Regions from separate parts of the Homo sapiens genome. Here all the other regions are linked to region 2. Evidence: read pairs that join two places in POLR2A ChIA-PET (ENCODE). Cell type or tissue: PC-9. All regions are shown on one strand. Links, peaks and the distances in the headings refer to the core of each region. The heading gives the core; the rest is flanking DNA. Region 1 overlaps LOC107987059 (a long non-coding RNA gene). Region 2 overlaps NFX1 (nuclear transcription factor, X-box binding 1). Region 3 overlaps PTENP1-AS (PTENP1 antisense RNA).

Evidence for each region. ChIA-PET counts read pairs that join two places held together with the same protein. Peaks named below come from ENCODE experiments on the same cell type or tissue, not always from the same donor. Only the 100,000 strongest peaks of a DNase experiment are listed, where the experiment ranks them.
Region 1: POLR2A ChIA-PET joins it to region 2 with 5 read pairs; 1 of 35 experiments calls an interaction of 5 or more read pairs at or near these places.
Region 3: POLR2A ChIA-PET joins it to region 2 with 6 read pairs; 1 of 35 experiments calls an interaction of 5 or more read pairs at or near these places.

The regions. Positions count from the first base shown.
Region 1 is chr9:32,286,295-32,292,331 of GRCh38, reverse strand. The region is part of intron 2 of LOC107987059 (a long non-coding RNA gene); the gene reads left to right. Among named protein-coding and RNA genes, the nearest start is that of ACO1, 95 kb to the left of the region's middle. RefSeq lists an enhancer at 458-957. In PC-9, for the core only: no CTCF peak of the experiment used is centred there; a DNase peak (open chromatin) is centred at 841; H3K27ac peaks cover 793 bases.
Region 2 is chr9:33,318,067-33,324,103 of GRCh38, reverse strand. NFX1 (nuclear transcription factor, X-box binding 1) reads right to left here. Exons shown (of 24, transcript NM_002504.6): 8 at 5,274-5,373; 9 at 4,977-5,194. Among named protein-coding and RNA genes, the nearest start is that of NFX1, 31 kb to the right of the region's middle. In PC-9, for the core only: no CTCF peak of the experiment used is centred there; DNase peaks (open chromatin) are centred at 3,003 and 3,463; H3K4me3 peaks cover 993 bases; H3K27ac peaks cover 4,750 bases.
Region 3 is chr9:33,685,054-33,691,090 of GRCh38, reverse strand. It overlaps PTENP1-AS (PTENP1 antisense RNA), which reads right to left. Exons shown (of 4, transcript NR_103745.2): 4 at 3,080-3,332. Among named protein-coding and RNA genes, the nearest start is that of PTENP1-AS, 11 kb to the right of the region's middle. In PC-9, for the core only: no CTCF peak of the experiment used is centred there; a DNase peak (open chromatin) is centred at 3,030; H3K27ac peaks cover 406 bases.

The sequences.
Region 1 (6,037 bases), core at 456-5,455, 1.0 Mb after region 2:
GTGTGACAAAGTCTTTAACAGGTTCCTTTGAAACTTTAGGGATCTGTCTTATAAAAAAAATCAGATATTTAATCAAAGATTTTTGTAAAAGACATTTATCACAATATTATTTATAATAGTTAAAAAGTAACAGCAACCAAAATATCTAATAATATACTAACATGCAGTCATTTAAAAAGACATTTGGGGAGATATTTCATAGAAGCTTAATGATGTTGTTAAAATTAAAAATGTGTATAATTTAGGGCGATCATCATGGCAGATGGGAGGCAGGACTAGATTGCAGCTCCAGACAGAGCAGCTTGCGGAAGCTCACATTGTGAATTTTAGCTCCAGTTCAACTGCAAGAACAAACCAGCAATCCCAAGAGAACCCACAGACCCTCTGAAAGAAGTGGACTGCTCCTGCAGGACCTGGGAGACACTCCAAATACTGTGAGTGCCCCGACTGCAGAAGTGGGAAAAGGAGACCCTCCTCTCCTGAACACACATCCCCAACTGGAGAACCTGAAGGTCTGTTTGCAGAAGTTTCCAACTACCTGGAGCTGAGTCAATTTGGAGAGCTGAGTGAAATACAAGGTTAGAGGAAGCAGCAGAAAGGCCCTGGGACCTTGCTTGTCCCCTAGCAGGCCATTCCTGCCTGGCACCACAGGAATCCATTGGGAGGGAGACCAGAGGAGCAGGGGGTAAAATTCCACAGGGAGAAGGCAATCTCTAGCTGAACTTTGTAACAATTTGAACAGGATGAGAAGCCTCCTGGCCAGAACCTGGGGGAGGGCACAAATCTGGTTTGCAGACTCCACAGGTGGGGGAAGAACCAAGCCCTTTTCTCTCTCAGTTGCGAGGCGGGTAGCCTGGGGCAAGTTTTCAAGCCCATCACACCCTTCACCTGGAAACAGACTCGGGACTATTGGGGTGGGGCCATGGTGGGAGAGTGACTGACCCTTCAGTTTGCATGGGAGCTGGGTGAGGCCTGTGACTGCTGGCTTTCCCCGACTTCCCTGACCACCTGCATGACTCAGAAAAGGTAGCCATAATCCTTGTAGGTACACAACTCCATTGACCTGGGAATCTCACCCCCATGCCCCACAGCAGCCCCAGCAGGACCCACTCAAGGAGAGTCTGAGCTCAGACATGCCTAGCCCTGCCCCCACCTGATGGTCCTTCCCTACCCACCCTGGTAATGGAAGACAAAGGGCATATAATCTTGGGAGTTCTAGGGCCCTGCTCACTGCCTGTCCCGCTCCATACTACTATAGCTGATGCTTTCTGGAAAGTGCCACCTCCTGGCAGGAGGCCAACCAGCACAAAAATAGAGCACTAAACCACCAAAGCTAAGAACCCTCACAGAGTCCATTGAACCCACCTCACCACCTCCACTGGAACAGCAGCTGGTATCCATGACTGAGAGACCCATAGATGGTGGTTGGTGCAGACAACCCCCAATACCAGCTTGGAGCCGGGTAGACTTGCTGGGTGGCTAGTCCCAGAAGAGAGACAATAATCACAGCAGTTTGGCTCACAGGAAGCCACAACCATAGGAAAAAGGGGAGTACTACATCAAGAGAACACCCCATGGAACAAAAGAATCTGAACAACAGCTTTCAGCCCTAGACCTTCCCTCTGACAGAGCCTACCCAAATGAGAAGTCACCAGAAAATCAACCCTGTTAATATGACAGAGCAAGGCTCTTCAACACTGCCAAAAAATAACACTAGTTCACCAGCAATGGATCCAAACCAAGAAGAAATCCCTGATTTACCTGAAAAAGAATTCAGGAGGTTAGTTACTAGGCTAATCAGGGAGGGACCAGAGAAAGGCAAAGCCCAATGCAAGGAGATTCAAAAACATGATACAAGAAGTGAAGGGAGAAATATTCAAGTAAATAGCTTAAAGAGAAAACAATAAAAAAATTCAGGAAACTTTGGACACACTTTTAGAAATTTGAAATGCTCTGGAAAGTCTCAGAAATAGAATTAAACAAGTAGAAGAAAGAAATTCAGAGCTCAAAGACAAGGTCTTCGAATTAACCTGATCCAACAAAGACAAAGAAAAAAGAATAAGAAAATATGAACCAAGTCTCCAAGAAGTCTGGGATTATGTTAAATGACCAAACTTAAGAATAGTCAGTGTTGCTGAGGAAGAAGAGAATTCTAAAAGCTTGGAAAACATATTCTGGGGAATAATTGAGGAAAACTTCCTGGCCTTGCTAGAGACCCAGATATCAATACACAAGAAGATCAGAGAACACCTGAAAAATTCATCACAAAAAGATCTTCGCCTAGGCACATTGTCATCAGGTTATCCAAAGTTAAGGCGAAGGAAAGAATCTGAAGAGGTATGAGACAGAAGCATCAGGTAACCCATAAAGGAAAAGCTATCAGATTAACAGCAGATTTCTCAGCAGAAACCCTACAAGCTAGAAGGAATTGGGACCCTATCTTCAGTCTTCTCAAACAAAACAATTATCAGCCAAGAAGTTTGTATCCAGTGAAACTAAGCATTATATATCAAGGAAAGATATAGTCATTTTCAGAAAACAAATGCTGAGAGAATTCGCTATTACCAATCCACCACTACAAGAACTGCTAAAAGGAGCTCTAAATCTTGAAACAAATTCTAGAAATACATCAAAACAGAACCTCTTTAAAGCATAAATCACACAGGAGCTATAAAACGAAAATACATGTTAAAAAGCAAAAACAAACAAACAAAAATCCCAAAGGTAACAAAGAGCATGATGAATGCAACAGTACCTCATATTTCAACACTAACATTGAATGCAAATGGCCTAAATGCTCCACTTAAAAGATACAGAACTGCAGAATGGATAAGAACTCATCAATACCAACTATCTGCTGTCTTCAGTAGACTCATCTAACACATAAGGACTCATATAAACTTAAAGTAAAGGGGAGGAGAAAGGCATTTCATGCAAATAGACGCCAAAAGTGAGCTGGGATAGCTACTCTTATATCAGACAAAACAAACTTTAAAGCAACAGCAGTTAAAAGAGTCATAGAAGGACATTATATAGTGGTAAAAGGCCTTGTCCAACAGGAAAATATCACAATCCTAAACATATATGCACCTAACACTGGAGCTCCCACATTTATAAAACAATTACTAATAGACCTAAGAAATGAGATAGAAAGCAACCGAATAATAGTGGGGGACTTCAATACTCCACTAACAGCACTAGCCAGTTTATCAAGACAGAAAGTTAACAAAGAAACAATGGATTTAAACTATACTTTGGAACAAATGGACTTAATAGATATATACAGAACACTTCATACAAGAGCCACAGAATACACATTCTATTCAACAGTGCATGAAACTTTCTCCATGATAGACCATATGATAGGCCATATAATGAGCCTCAATAAATTTAAGACAATTGAAATTATATCAAGCACTCTCTCAGACCACGGTGGAATAGAACTGGAAATCAACTCCAAAAGGAAGCTTCAGAACCATGCAAATACGTGGAAATTAAATAACCTGCTCCTGAATGAATATTGCATCAGAAATGAAATCAAGATGATAATTAAAAAATTCTTCAAAGTAAATGACAATGACACAACCTATCAAAACCTCTGGGATACAACAAAGGCAGTGGTAAGAGGAAAGTTTATAGCCCTAAGCTTAGTGCACAAACTGACATTGTAAGGTCATAACTCAAGGAACTAGAGAAACAAGAACAAACCAAACCCAAATCCAGCAGAAGAAAGGAAGTTACCAAGATCAGAGCAGAGCTAAATGAAATTTAAACAACAACAAAAAAATACAAAAGATAGATGAAACAAAAAGTTAGTCCTTTGAAAAGATAAATAAAATTGATAGACCATCAGCAAGATTAACCAAGAAAAGAAGAGAGAAAATCCAAATAACCTCACTAAGAAAGGAAATAGGACATATTACAACTGACACCACTGAAATACAAAAGTTCATTCAGGGCTACTATGAACACCTTTACACACATAAACTAGAAAATCTAGAAGAGATGGATACATTCCTGGAAAAATATAACCCTCCTAGCTTAACTCAGGAAGAATTAGATGCCCTGAACAGACCAATAACAAGTAGCGAGATTGAAATGGTAATTAAAAAATTACCAACAAAAAAAGTCCAGGACTGGATGGATTCAGAGAATTCTAACAGACATTCAAAGAAGAATTGGTACCAATCCTTTTGACACTATTCTACAAGATAAAGAAAGAAGGAACCCTCCCTAATTCATTCTATGAAGCCAGCATCACCCTAATACCAAAACCAGGGAAGGACATGACCAAAAAAGAAAACTATACACTGATATCCTTGATGAACATTGATGCGAAAATCCTTAACAAAATACTAGCTAACTGAATCCAACTGCATATCAAAACGATAATTCACCATGATCAAGTGGGTTTCATACCAGGGATGCAGGGATGCTTTAACATACACAAGTCAATAAATGTGATACACCACATAAACAGAAATAAAAACAAAAATCTCACAATCATCTCAATAGATGTTGAAAAAGCATTCAACAAAATCCAGCATCCCTTTATGATTAAAACTCTCAGAAAAATCGGCATACAAGGGACATACCTCAATGTAATAAAAGCCATCTATGACAAACCCACAGCCAACATAATACTGAATGGGGAAAAGTCGAAAGCATTCCCTCTGAGAACTGAAACAAGACAAGAATGCCCACTCTCACCACTCCTCTTCGACATAGTACTGGAAGTCCTAGCCACAGCAATCAGACAAGAGGAAGAAATAAAGGGCATCCAAATCAGTAAAGAGGAAGTCAGACTGTCAGTGTTTGCTGACGATATGATCGTTTATTTGAAAACCCTAAGGACTCCTCCAGAAAGCTCCGAGAACTGATAAAAGAATTCAGCAAAGTTTCCAGATACAAGATTAATGTACACAAATCCGTAGCTCTTCTATACACCAACAACAACGAAGCAGAGAATGAAATCAAGAACTCAACCACTTTTACAATAGCTTCAAGAAAAAAAAATACATAAGAATATAGCTAAGAAAGGAATTGAATGACCTCTACAAGGAAAACTACAAAACACTGCTGAAAGAAATCATAGACAACACAAACAAATGGAAACACATCCCATGCTCATGGATGGGTAGAATCAATATTGTGAAAATGACCATACTGCCAAAAGCAATCTACAAATTCAGTGCAATCCCTATCAAAATACCACCATCATTCATCTTTAGAATTCGAAAAAAAATTATAAAATTCATATGGAACCAAAAAAAGAGCCTGCATAGCCTAATCAAAAAGAAGCAAGACTAATCAAAAAGAGCAAATCTGGAAACATCACACTACCTGATTTCAAACTGTACTATAAGGCCATAGTCACCAAAACAGCATGGTACTGCTATACAAATAGGCACATAGACCAATGGAATAGAATAGAGAACCCAGAAATAAACTCAAATACAACCAACTGATCTTAGACAAATCAAACAAAAACATAAAGTGGGAAAAAGACACCCTTTTCAACAAACGGTGCTGGGATAATTGGCTAGCCACATGTAGGAGAATGAAACTGGATCCTCATCTCTCACCTTATACAAAAATCAACGCAAGATGGATTAAGGACTTAAACCTAAGACCTGAAACTATAAAATTCTAGAAGATAACTTTGGAAAAACCCTTCTAGTCATTGGCTTAGGCAAGGATTTCATGACCAAGAACCCAAAAGCAAATGTGATAAAAACAAAGATAAATAGCCGGGACCTAATTAAACTAAAGAGCTTTTGCATGGCAAAAGGAACAGTCAGCATAGTAAACAGACAACCCATAGAGTGGGAGAAAATCTTCACAATCTATACATCTGGCAAAGGACTAATATCCAGAATCTACAACAAACTCAAACAAATCAGTAAGAAAGAAACAATCCCATCAAAAAGTGGGCTAAGGATATGAATAGACAATTCTCAAAAGAAGATATACAAATGGCCAACAAACACATGAAAAAATGTTCAACATCACTAATCATCAGGGAAATGCAAATCAA
Region 2 (6,037 bases), core at 706-5,705:
CCTGGCCTAAGTTTTTAAAATTTTTTGTAGAGATAGGGTCTCACTACGTGCTCAGGCTGGTCTTGAACTCCTGGGCTTAAGCAATTCTCCTGCCTCCATCTCTCAAAGCACTGAGATTCAGGCATAAGCCACGGTACCCAGCCTAATGAATTTTGCATTTCGGTTATCCTACTTTTAAACTTCAGAATTTCCATTTGGGCCTCTTTTAAAACTAGTTTCTATCTCTTTATCAATATTCTCTATTTGATAAGACATCATCTTCACATCTTTCTTTACCTCTTTAAGTATGGTTTCCCTTCAATTCTTTGAAGATATTTATTTATTTGTTTTTTTTTGTTTGTTTTTTTTTTTGAGATGAAGTCTTGCTCTGTTGCCCAGGCTGTAGTGCAGTGGCGCAATCGCGGCTCACTGCAACCTCTGCCTCCTGGGTTCAAGGGATTCTCCTGCCTCAGCCGCCGGAGCAGCTGGGACCACAGGCGCATACCAACATGCCCAGCTAATTTTTGTATTTTTAGTAGAGATGGGGTTTCACCATGTCGGCCAGGCTGGTCTTGAACTCCTGACCTCGTGATCCTCCTGCCTCAGCCTCCCAAAGTGCTGGGATTACAGGCGTGAGCCACCATGCCTGGCCCAGTTCTTTGAACATATTTATTATGATTATCCTACAGTCTTTGTGAAATCTGACATCTGGTCACTCTCACAAGGCAGTTTCTGTTGCCTGTTTTTTTCCCTGTTTCTTTGCACATTTCATACTTTTTCTTGGAAACTAGACATTTTAGCTATATAGCAACTCTGGATACTGCTTCCCCTCTCCACAGCTTGTTTTTGTTGTGGTTGCTTATTTATTTGTTTTGTGACTTGGCTAGACTATTTCAGTGAAGTCTATTTTCCCTACAGTATGTAGCCGCTGGTGTCACTCTTTGGATGGCACAACCTTAGGGGTACAAACTGACCCTGGAATGACAGTCGTTTCAAGCAGGGCTCTCTTTGTCTTGATTCCCGATCTCTCTGTTAAACTGTGTGCCTTATTTGGATTACGCTCAGTCTCAAGGATCCATTAATTGCAGTTCTATTGTTTTTGACAATGTTCCAGGGCATCAATTGCTCAGCAGTCTGATCCAATTAAATTTGGGAAGGAATAGTCTTTGCTGTAAGTCTTTGAGATTTGTTCTGACCTGAAGAGGGCTCCTCTTAGCTACCTTTCCCTGATTCTCTCTGATGAACTAGATGGCCTACAGTTTAGTTACTGTTCTTTAAGGTATGTTATCATTTTCTAAAGTGTCCTTAGGCCTGTACTTCCCCACACTGTTTCAAATAAAGTCAGTTCCTTTGGAGAGTACCTCGGAGCTCTCTTTTGTTATGAACTGTCTCTCGCCCTGGGAAAGGTCTCTGAGGCACTACTCTGGGTGCTGGGTGGGATAGTAGCCTCTTGCCTTCTTGGCTTGCTTCTCTCAGTGGAACCTCTGCCCTACGAGTGAGCTGGGGTGAGGACGATTAGGGCTCCAGTATTCTGCTGCAAATGGGATGAAGCCTCCATTCTGTAAGTGGGAGCTTGGTGGAGAAAGGGAGCCCTAACTGCTCAGCTGCACTCACCAGAATTTCAGCCTCTTCAACTTGGAGTTGGAGGGGTAGAGAAATGTTGACAATGTGGCCTTCCCAGTGAGATATGGTAAACCTGACTGGGAGCTGAGGGGAGAAGAAGCCCCATCTTCTTGTCCACACTTATCCTGAGTGGAGATCTGTCAAGCTGAGCTGAGGGGAGGAGGAAGGAACTAGCTAGGGCTCAATGCCACAGACTCTTGCTGTTGTTTACCAGAGTTTTAGAAGATTTTGTTGAATAAATATGTCTTCATTTGAGGTATGCTCTTAGGGCAATTTCTAGAGACTTTTTTTTTTTTTTTTCGAGATGGAGTCTCACTCTGTCACCTAGGCTGGAGTGCAGTGGCATGATCTGAGTTCACTGCAACTACTGCCCCCCAGGTTCAAGCAATTCCCCTGCCTCAGCCTCCCGAGTAGCTGGGATTGCAGGCATGTGCCACCATGCCTGGCTAATTTTTGTATTTTTAGTAGAGACGGGGTTTCATCATGTTGGCCAGGCTAGTCCTGAACTCCTGACCTCAAGTGATCTGCCCACCTCAGCATCCCAAAGTGTGGGGGATTACAGATGTGAACCACTGCACCCAGCCTCCAGAAACTTTAAATGGTTGATTTTTTTTTTTTTTTTTGAGACAGGGTCTCACTCTGTCAGCCTAGCTGGAGTGCAGTGCTGCATTCATGGCTCACTGCAGCCTCAACATCCCAGGGTCAAATGATCCTTTTGCCTCAGCCTCCCAAGTAGCTGGGACCACAGGCACGTGCCGCCATACCCAGGTAAATAAAAAATGTTTTTTGGTACATACAGGGTCTTGCCATGTTGCCCAGGCTGGTCTCAAAGTCCTGGACTCAAGCAGTTCTCCCACCTTGGCCTCCCAAAGTGCTGAGATTATAGGTATGAGCCACCATGCCCAGCCTTGATGGTTGCTTTTTTATAGTTTTCCCTAGCTTTGTTTGCTTTACTGGGAAGCAGATCTATGGGAGCTCTTCATGCTACCATCTTTAAAGTAGAACTCTATCCAGTCTCTTATACTGAAGCTGTGTCTCTGGGATGGAAATTTCCTACTGAGTGAGATACAAAAGACCTAAGCGAGCTTTCTATAGATAAGCTAGGTCTGAACAAACCTGACAGTCATTGTTATCGCTAGCCACACGCTTGTCTCTGAGCTTCTCAGTCAACTCAGCCTATTTCCTTAAAGGTTTTCCATGATACCTGCTGAGGTATAGCAGGTACCCTCTTATCCCTTAACCTGGTCTTGTCCCATCCCAAGGTCTGTTACTGCCAGTTACTACCCTTCTCTTGCTCAAGTCCCTTTGCATTACCCATTTCACATTTCCTTCTTCTCTCATCACCAACAGGATACATGAGTGCCAGGGTAGGATTTCTGGTCATTATATGTGAAATTCTTATAAAACTGACTCATGTGCTTTCCGAAAGGGGATTTGATTTACTAGTCATTTGATCTCCATATCATAAACACATTTTCATGGCAAGCAGAGAACCAACAGATGACTGGCTTTCCTAATGCAGCTGGAATGTATATTAAAATACAAGAAGACAGCACTTCTCCTCTATACACAATTTTAAGGTCAGATTGAGAAAAAGGATTAAGTAGGGTGTTCCCACTGATTCACGCTGGCACTTGAAAGAAATGTGAACTCTCTCCTTTTGATGAAATGGAAACCAAACCTAAAGATTCTAGCTTTACCTCACAAGATACATGGTTAGTTTTAGAAATAATTTTCCTATTCAATCTCAGTTGCCTACTTTCCATTTTTTTCTAAATGCATGGCCTTTCAACACCCACTCAGGAGAGAAGTTGCCAAGTCATTGCAAAACTGCAGACATACATTCCCAAAAGACTGAGTCAGATAGGCTCAGTATAGTATTACTTTGTATCTAATTCCAATGAGCTTTTTCTGGTTTCTATATTCAAGTAATCAGAAGCCACAAATCAGAAGAAAGGGGGAATTACTAAAAGTAGACAGGCAAGCATACTAAAAGCACTGATAAGAATATAAACAACAAAAAGCTTCAACAAGCAGATACAACAATTCAAACTGCTCATTGGTATGGGGCATCAGTCTGAGAAACCTCAGCAGGCCAAGGGCACCACTGCATTCAGTGTAATACAGTAACTGGAGTTCATAAAAATGATGACTCTGGGTCAATGAGAGAAAAATTACAACACCTTCAGTAAACTCTGTTTAAACATGAAATGTAAATTTTAGAAAAATATTCATCCAGCCGGGCATGGTGGCTCACACCTATAATCCCAGCACTTTGGGAGGCCAAGGCGGGCAGATCACCCAAGGTCAGGAGTTCAAGACCAGCTTGGCCAACATGGTGAAACCCCGTCTCTACAAAAATACAAAAAAAAATTAGCTGGGCATGATTGCAGGTGCCTGTAATCCCAGCTACTCGGGAGGCCAAGGCAGGAGAATTGCTTGAACCCAGGAGGTAGAGGTTGCAGTGAGCCAAAATCACGCCACTGCACTCTAGCCTGGGCAACAGAGCGAGACTCTGTCTCAAAAAAAAAAAAAAGAAAAGAAAAGAAAAGAAAAATATTCATCCAAAATGATGTTCAATAGGTGCTATCCTCGTATCCTCAGCTAGATGGGAAACTTAGCTACAGAGGCTGACATTCCTTGAATGATCTAAATGGCTGAGGTTCTATTGTACTTACAATTTTAGTTCTTTGGCCAGGTACAGTGGCTTACACCTGTAATCCCAGCACTTTGGGAACCCAAGGCGGGTGGATCACTTGGTGCCAGGAGTTCGAGACCAGCCTGGTCAACATGGTGAAACCCCGTCTCTATTAAAAATACAAAAATTAGCCGGGCGTGGTGGTGTGCGCCTGTAGTCCCAGCTACTTGGGAGGCTGAGACACAAGAATCATTTGAGCCCAGGAGTCAGAGGCTGCAGTGAGCTGAGATCCTACCACTGCACTCGAGCTGGGGCGACAGAGCGAGACTCTGTCTCCAAACCAGACTCTGTCTCACCCACAATTATTTTAGCATGTTCCTATTATGTGAAAAGGGTTTTCAACACTTGCTGAACCCTGGATTGGTATAAATACATATAGTGTTCATTACAGTACAGGCTCCTAAGAGAAATCATAACCCCTATGGAACAGTAACTCACCACAGTTGTCCAGAGTTAACAATAAAATACCTGAATCAGAGAGATCATTTGGGCAAATGTATGGGTTTTCACAAGTATATGTTGAGGAGGAAAGAAAACGTACCTACATAAATATGATCATAATATTTAGAAACCTCTGATATTGTAACTAGCACTTACTTCTACATTGCTTAAACACTCACTGCTGCCAACCATTTACAATAATATTTTTAAAGCCAACTTTACGCTTACTAGTTACCTAAGGAACCACAAGGCAGAGGCTTGCCGCACACTTTTCCACATGAAGGCACAGGGTCCATGCATGTTTTCCGACTACTACTTCCAAGTTCTAGCAATTGGCTGAGAGGAGTTTGGCCACAGGGGCAACAGCGCACCAGCTGGGGGAGCCGTGGGCATTGCTGGCAGGGCTGAGGGTGGCACACTTGCGAACATGTATGGTTACCGCATTTCAAGTCCCTGTTAAGAAAACACACTATTACATAATTGTTGCATAAAGTGCAGCTTTAGTTCAACTGAAGAAAACGTAAAACCTTACTTGCCACATATCTTTAAACAGCTGAAATCCCCAAATCCATCAGACTTTCCTACATCGGTTCCACATAACACATCTCGGGAGGTGCTGCCGCAATAGCATACTTGAAGAGAAAATTTCAAAAACAAAACGTTAGTAACATGTATGGGTTCTTAAAATGTCACAAATAATCTATAAGAAAATACAAAATGCGGGCCTGGCACAGTCGCTCATGCCTGTAATCTGGGAGGCCAAATAGAGTACTGATCAGACCTATGCAGAAATGAGTATAGTTCATACAGCAGCTCTAAGACCCGCCTAAGAGCTTTACCATAGGAAGAAATTAAAAAAGCCTTGTTAAACTATTAATATCTCATAGTGCCTCTGCAGCACATTCCAAGAACAGCATCAGAGTGAAGCAACCTCTAAATTAAGAGAACACTATCTGGTCCATAAGGCCGTGGCTGAACACCATTCACTGTGAGGCTCCTGCGGGTCCTCTGGTGATGTTACAGGAGATAGACAAGCTAAGCTGGTAGTAGTGGTGGAGGAGTTGACATCTGGATTTCCCATCCTCACTTCAACCCAAGAAGCACAGGTTTCATACTTTATGTCAGGTTTTACATAAAACACTTGTAAAAAGGTCCCCGTTGCCAAAAAGAAATTTAAAAATTGGCATGAGAGTATAAGATCTAATGATCAGAATAAATGCAGTATTATAAAAACATCACATTTTTAAAATCACATATACAATAAAAATAAAATAGAAACCTTCTAATAAGGTATTA
Region 3 (6,037 bases), core at 601-5,600, 370 kb before region 2:
ACCACAAGTGATCCACCCACCTCAGCCTCCCAAAGTGCTGGGATTACAGGCATGAGCCACCACACATGGCAAAAAAGATAATTTCTTGATAAAAATGTCCCAATCCCTACCTACCTCACAAAATCTATCTAAATGTTAGAGATGTCATCAAAAACCCTCCTCTGCACTTGATCACACTGATCTGCTGCTTATCTCTGTGACCAGCTTCTCTAAAGTGCCTAATTTTCTGGTGACTTATGATCAAAAACCCACAGTATAAGTCAGATTTGCTGGTGGAGGATCATTAGTTCCCTGTTTTTCATTAACATCCCCTTCAAAGACACTTATGTTAGGATAAAGGGGCCTATGCCCACAGAAGCCAGACATTGGCTAACTCAGAAACAGAAGTCATCTGTTTACTTGACACACCTACTATCCACTTCCTGTTTTCTATCCTCTGGTCCAGGAGAGATACACTGATGTGTCCTCAAACTGTAGATCTACATGATTATGTCAAGATTTAAATAAAAAGAACCTAGTATACCTTCAGGGACTGCCCTCTTCCCTACCAATTTGTAAGTTAGAAAACTTCTTCTAGACTCTTCTATACTCTGGCTCCTACTTTCACCAAGTCCTAAGTAAAATTCCTCAAACTGAGAACTTAAATGTTAATATATCTGGTATTCTATGCGCCTCCTCAGGATATGTCTTTGTCTATGAAACAAACGACCAGCCCTGGGACTATGAATGCCTTGACAGCTGATGCCCAAAAGACATCTGTTTACTAGGGTACTTAGTCACTCCTTTCTCTGTCTATGACATTAGTGATGCTAGGCATTAGACTAACACCATAAAACTGTTCATAATGGCCAAAAGATCTATGCTAAACCTCCTCCCAGGTAAATATTTACCAGGTGGCCCACCAGATGGTATAGGATATTTCTTTAGACAAACTCTGTTGCCATGGTGGGTAGTTGCTTCTCATAAACATATGATTAAAAACCTTTCCATTGCCCTGAAAAAGCTTGCCAAGGAGACCACAATGGCCATGGTGGCTCAACAGAGAGAGCCAGGTGCTTTGGCTAAAGTAATACTAGATAATAAAATTACCCTAGATTATATACTAGCTAAACAAAGAGGTGTTTATGCTTTAATACATCATGCTGTATTTACATTAATACTTCTAAAAATGTTGAGACAGACCCAAATAATAATAGACCAAAAGCCACTTGACTCCATCTAGTGTTCTCTAACAAACCTGGATATAATATGTAAACATGTTTTCATCAGGAATAAGATCTATTTTTGAGGGTCTACTTAAACTAAAAATTATATTTCTGTATGTGTTGAGATTTCTCTTCCTTCTCTCAAGTTCTCTACCTGTTGTCTATCTTGTCTTTTTAAATCAATTCCCCCTGCTCATGAAATAATTATTAAATATCAAAATAATTCCCTGACCCACCTGTTTGACTTCAACCCAGGACCCATGAACATTTGCAATTAATTATGAAACAATTTCATTCCTCAAACCCAGACCTATGTCCCTTGTCAACAAAAAGTAGCTAGAGTGGTAGACACTCAATTCCTTCAAGATTGAGAACTAAACTAAACTAAACAAAAAGGGAAGAATTTGTAACTGTAGGATCAGCCCAAACTGGGTCTATTATGTGGATAACAAAATGTTGAGTTTGCTTGTAGGTACAACAGAGCCAAAAGCTTTGATCTCGAACAACACCTGGAATGAATGATTCCTCCCTTCGGAACCAAGAAGACAGGAAGATGCCTGCAATCTGAATGCCAAAACTCTTTGAGAAGCAGTGGGTTCATTGGCTGGGAAGATCTGGGCTCAAATCTACCTCAACCTACTTTACCATAAATGGTTAAATCTGAAGCCCTCCAGTCAGACTCTATCAACCCAGTATTACTAAATCCTTTCTCTCAGTCCCTTAAAACTTGTCCAAGACCCCAAATCAGGAAGACAGATTTGAGCCAGCTCATGTCTCCTTGCTGACCAGTTTTGCAGTAAAACCTTTCTTTCCTCAAAAGCTGGTGCCATGGTTATTGGCTTCTGAGCATATCAGACAGCAAGCCCATTTACTTGATAGCACTACCACAAGGTTAGTGGCTAACAAAGAAGGCTCTGGAGAGATAGTGCCTGGGCTTAAATATGGGTTCTGCTACTTAAGCTCATTTTAGGCAAGTAAGTTAACTGTGAATGCTTCAGTTTTACTCTCTGTAAATTGTACTAATAAAAGTATGAACCTCATGGATTTGCTGTGAAGATTAAATGAATTAATGTGTTAAGAAGTTACAACTGCACAGTGTATAGTAATCACTCACTCAGGCTCAACTTCCAGAATGGTCAGCTAGTAGTAGCACTCTTACTGCTACCACCATTAGTTATGATTGAGTCTTATTCTTGTGCTAGGGATTGTGTCAGGCAGTTTACATACATTTTCTCAATTAAATAAAACTCACAGCCATGTGTGACTATTTCCATTTTATAGGCTAGGAAACTACCTTTAGAGAGGTTAAGTAACATGGCAAAACTAGATGGTGACTGGATCAGTCCAGTTCTAAAATATGTACTTTCAACTATTAATAATAAATTTTTCAAATATTCTATACCTTGCATTTTTAACTTTTTCTTTTTAGAGTTTGGCTGGAGGCTTCTTCAGAAATTATTTTCATTTTACTCTAATTCCCAAAACTGAAAATGCACTTAGCATGCTACCCTCTATGGCCTGAAATTCAAAATATCTTTTATTACCAGGTGTCATTGACTAGCTCTGTTTATTTTTTTCTGAAAACCTTGATGAGCACTCTTACAACAAGTGGCTTACTCAAACCCAGTTCTTTTATCTCAGAATTGGTGGATCTCTTTTCATGAGTGGCTTCTGTAAAATCCTTTATTTGTCCTCTTCTAAGTTCTATCCTTTGGTTGTCCTACTTCTTATTTCTAAACTGACTTCCTTCAGCATTTAGTATATCTTGAATGATTACAAACATTTCATTATCGTGCTGAATCATCCTTGAAATTTCACTGATATCTTCTTAGAAGAATGATGATATTGTCAACTGAAGAATGAGGAAGTTCAAATTTGGAAGGGAGAGCTTTATTTCTCATAAAGGGTTGCAGCCTGCAGTGTGGCCATTCTGACAGGCTGGGAAGCACAGCTCTGGCAAGAAGCCAGAAACAGACATGTCTAGGGAGGGGCAAAGGGAAAAGAAATACATGCTGAGTGGAATGGCCAAATATAGATATACAATAAGGTATAGGAGGAGTCATGAACATTAATAAAGGGAAAAACGTGTGCTTCCACAATTGAGTTTCCTGCTCCTTCATGGGACCCCTGTAAAAAAAAATGGCCATGTTAGCATGATCTGGGGGTGGAGTTTTCAGCTCTCTGACATCAAAAGGTGAAGCAAAGGACACCAAAAGCCTCACTACATGTCCTCCCTAGACTGGCCAGAAACACCGTTTGGTTGGTGGCCTCTTACCAGGCAAAAAGGAGGGGCAGCATCAGACTTTCTGTTGCTTTTAGGGATGGAGTCTTTTGAAAGGGCTGGTTTGTGTTTAGCCTTTAGGGAAGAAAACGTCATCACAGCTCCAAGGGAGAGGTATAATAAGGTGTGTCTGACCCCTCCATCCTGTCCTAGCCAAGAACTCAATGTTCAAGGTTACTCTGGGGTGCCCTTGTCCCAGAAATGGTCCTTTCAGTCAGTTGGTGGGTATAGGATTTTATTTTTACCTTACAATTCTGAAGAATTATGTCTTCTTAAATATATTTCCGTTTTAGGTAAATATTTCATCCAACCGAACGCATTTTTGTTTTAGCAATTTCTCTTCCTATTGGCTACAGTCTGCTTCCAATGGAGGGAATAATTTTAGGGAATGTAATTCTTGGAGTAATCCTGTAGTTTAATATGTAACATAATATTCTCCCACCTGCTGCTTTTTGTTGCAGCTGCCTCCTTGCTGAGATGGTGCTGGTGCATATGTTTATGTGTGTGAATCTGGGAGTAAGTTCACTTGAGGTTAGGGTCTGAGATGGGGAAAATAAATATGCTACTCGAGCCTTGTTATAAATAGAATAAATTCCAAATTGAAATTTCCTCAAGGGGTTTACTTCCTATGATCCTTTGTCTTTCCCTTCCTCTCAGGAGCAGGATTTAGTGTATTCCTGTGGCTTAGCAGAGGCGAAGTCCCACCCTGATGGCCCATTGAGTGTCAGTGAAGAGATTCGCCAAGGGAGTAGCTCTGCACTGACTCCAGAGATTGTTGTGAAGCACCTCACTGGAAGTCCCTGAAGTTGAGAGGTGTGGCATTCATAGAAATGAGCCAATGTAGAAGTTTAAGCCAACTGCATCTGCCTTTATATAAGGCATCATCAGAGTAGAGGTATTTTTATTCCTGTGTTCCTCTTCAGTATTTTCCACAGAGATTTTCTTCATCAGCCTCCTATTTTAACCTGCTTAGCAACAGGGCCCCCTCTTAACTAGGGAAGGGGGTTGAGACCTAAGACATGAGATAGTTAATAAATAATTCTGGGGTAAGTAGGAGATGGTGAGGTGTAACTGCAGGGTCAATTCCATAAAGGCATATTTGGGTCTTTCATATTATTGAGTAAATATACATCTATGTGCACCATAGTACTAGACTCTGGGATACAAGCATGAACAACAAAAAGAAGGTCTGTTCTCCCATGGGGACTTATAATTCTGTATTCTATATATCATTCCTAGTCCTACTACTGCAGTTACAAAGGTAAAAAGATTTACGGTCCCATCTTTCAAAGACCATACTTGCCTAGAAGGAGTCAGACACGACCAAAAAGCCATAATACAGTAACAGACTTTAAATTGTTGTAAACACATAGGAAAATAAACCTCCATATCTCCCTGGGAAGAAAGGACTTCACAGAGGTAGTGTGGGTTTAAGTAAGATTTGTAGGAAAATGAATAATTTCCTGGTAGACTAGGCTGGGGGACCAGCCTATGCAACATCTAAGAGAATATGATATTTTTGGAGTTTGCAAAGAGTTCAGTAAAGCTGGAGAGTATCCTTAAGAGACGGGAATGGCTGAAGAGGAGCGTAAATTTCCAGATAGGATTAGTATGTGTTCTCTCTCAATGCCTTTCTGAGACAGTATTTTCTACCCACCCCTTTCCCAGTGCTCAGGCCAACCCCATTGACTAATATAATGGATTTGATGAGTAAGTTTACTAATGTTGAACTACCCTTACCATCCTGGAGCAAACGCCAATTTGTAGGTTATTTTCTAATGTCATTATTTGATTCACTATTATCGAATACTTTTTTTTATCAATACTAATCAGTGATGTAAGTCTATAGATTTTTTTTTTTTTTGAGTTGGAGTCTTGCTCTGTTGCCCAGGCTTGAGTGCAGTGGCACGATCTTGGCTCACTGAAACCTCTGCCTCCCGGGTTCAAGCGATTCTCCTGCCTCAGCCTCCCGAGTAGCTGGGACTACAGGCACGTGCTGCCACGCCTGGCTAATTTTTTGTATTTTTAGTAGAGATGGGGTTTCACTGTGTTAGCCAGGATGGTCTTGATCTCATGACCTCATGATCCGCCCCCCCTTGGCCTCCCAAAGTGTTGGGATTACAGATGGGAGCCACCACGCCTGGCCGGTCTATAGATTTTTTTTTAAGGTGCAGTTTTGTTGAGTTTTGTTATAAATATTAAGGTCATGTCATGAAAATAATTTAGAAATTTCCCCTACTTTTCTATACTTTGCAATGTTTTAGGTATTCTCAAAGTCCCTGATTTTAAAAGGTGTGGAAAAATCCCTGTAAGAAACTATATGGGACTGGCGCTTTTCTGTGAGGAAATTCTATTACAAATTTATTTATTTCTTTTGTAGTCATTGTTTTGTTTAGGCTTTTTATCCACATTAGGGTCAGTTTTGTTAAATTTATAATGTGAGCCATTTCATTTAGGCTTTTAGGTTGTTTGCAGAGAATTATACAAAATATTGTTTTTAAAAATAGACTTTATCATACTTCCCCTTGTCACTTCTGTTTTAGTATATTTG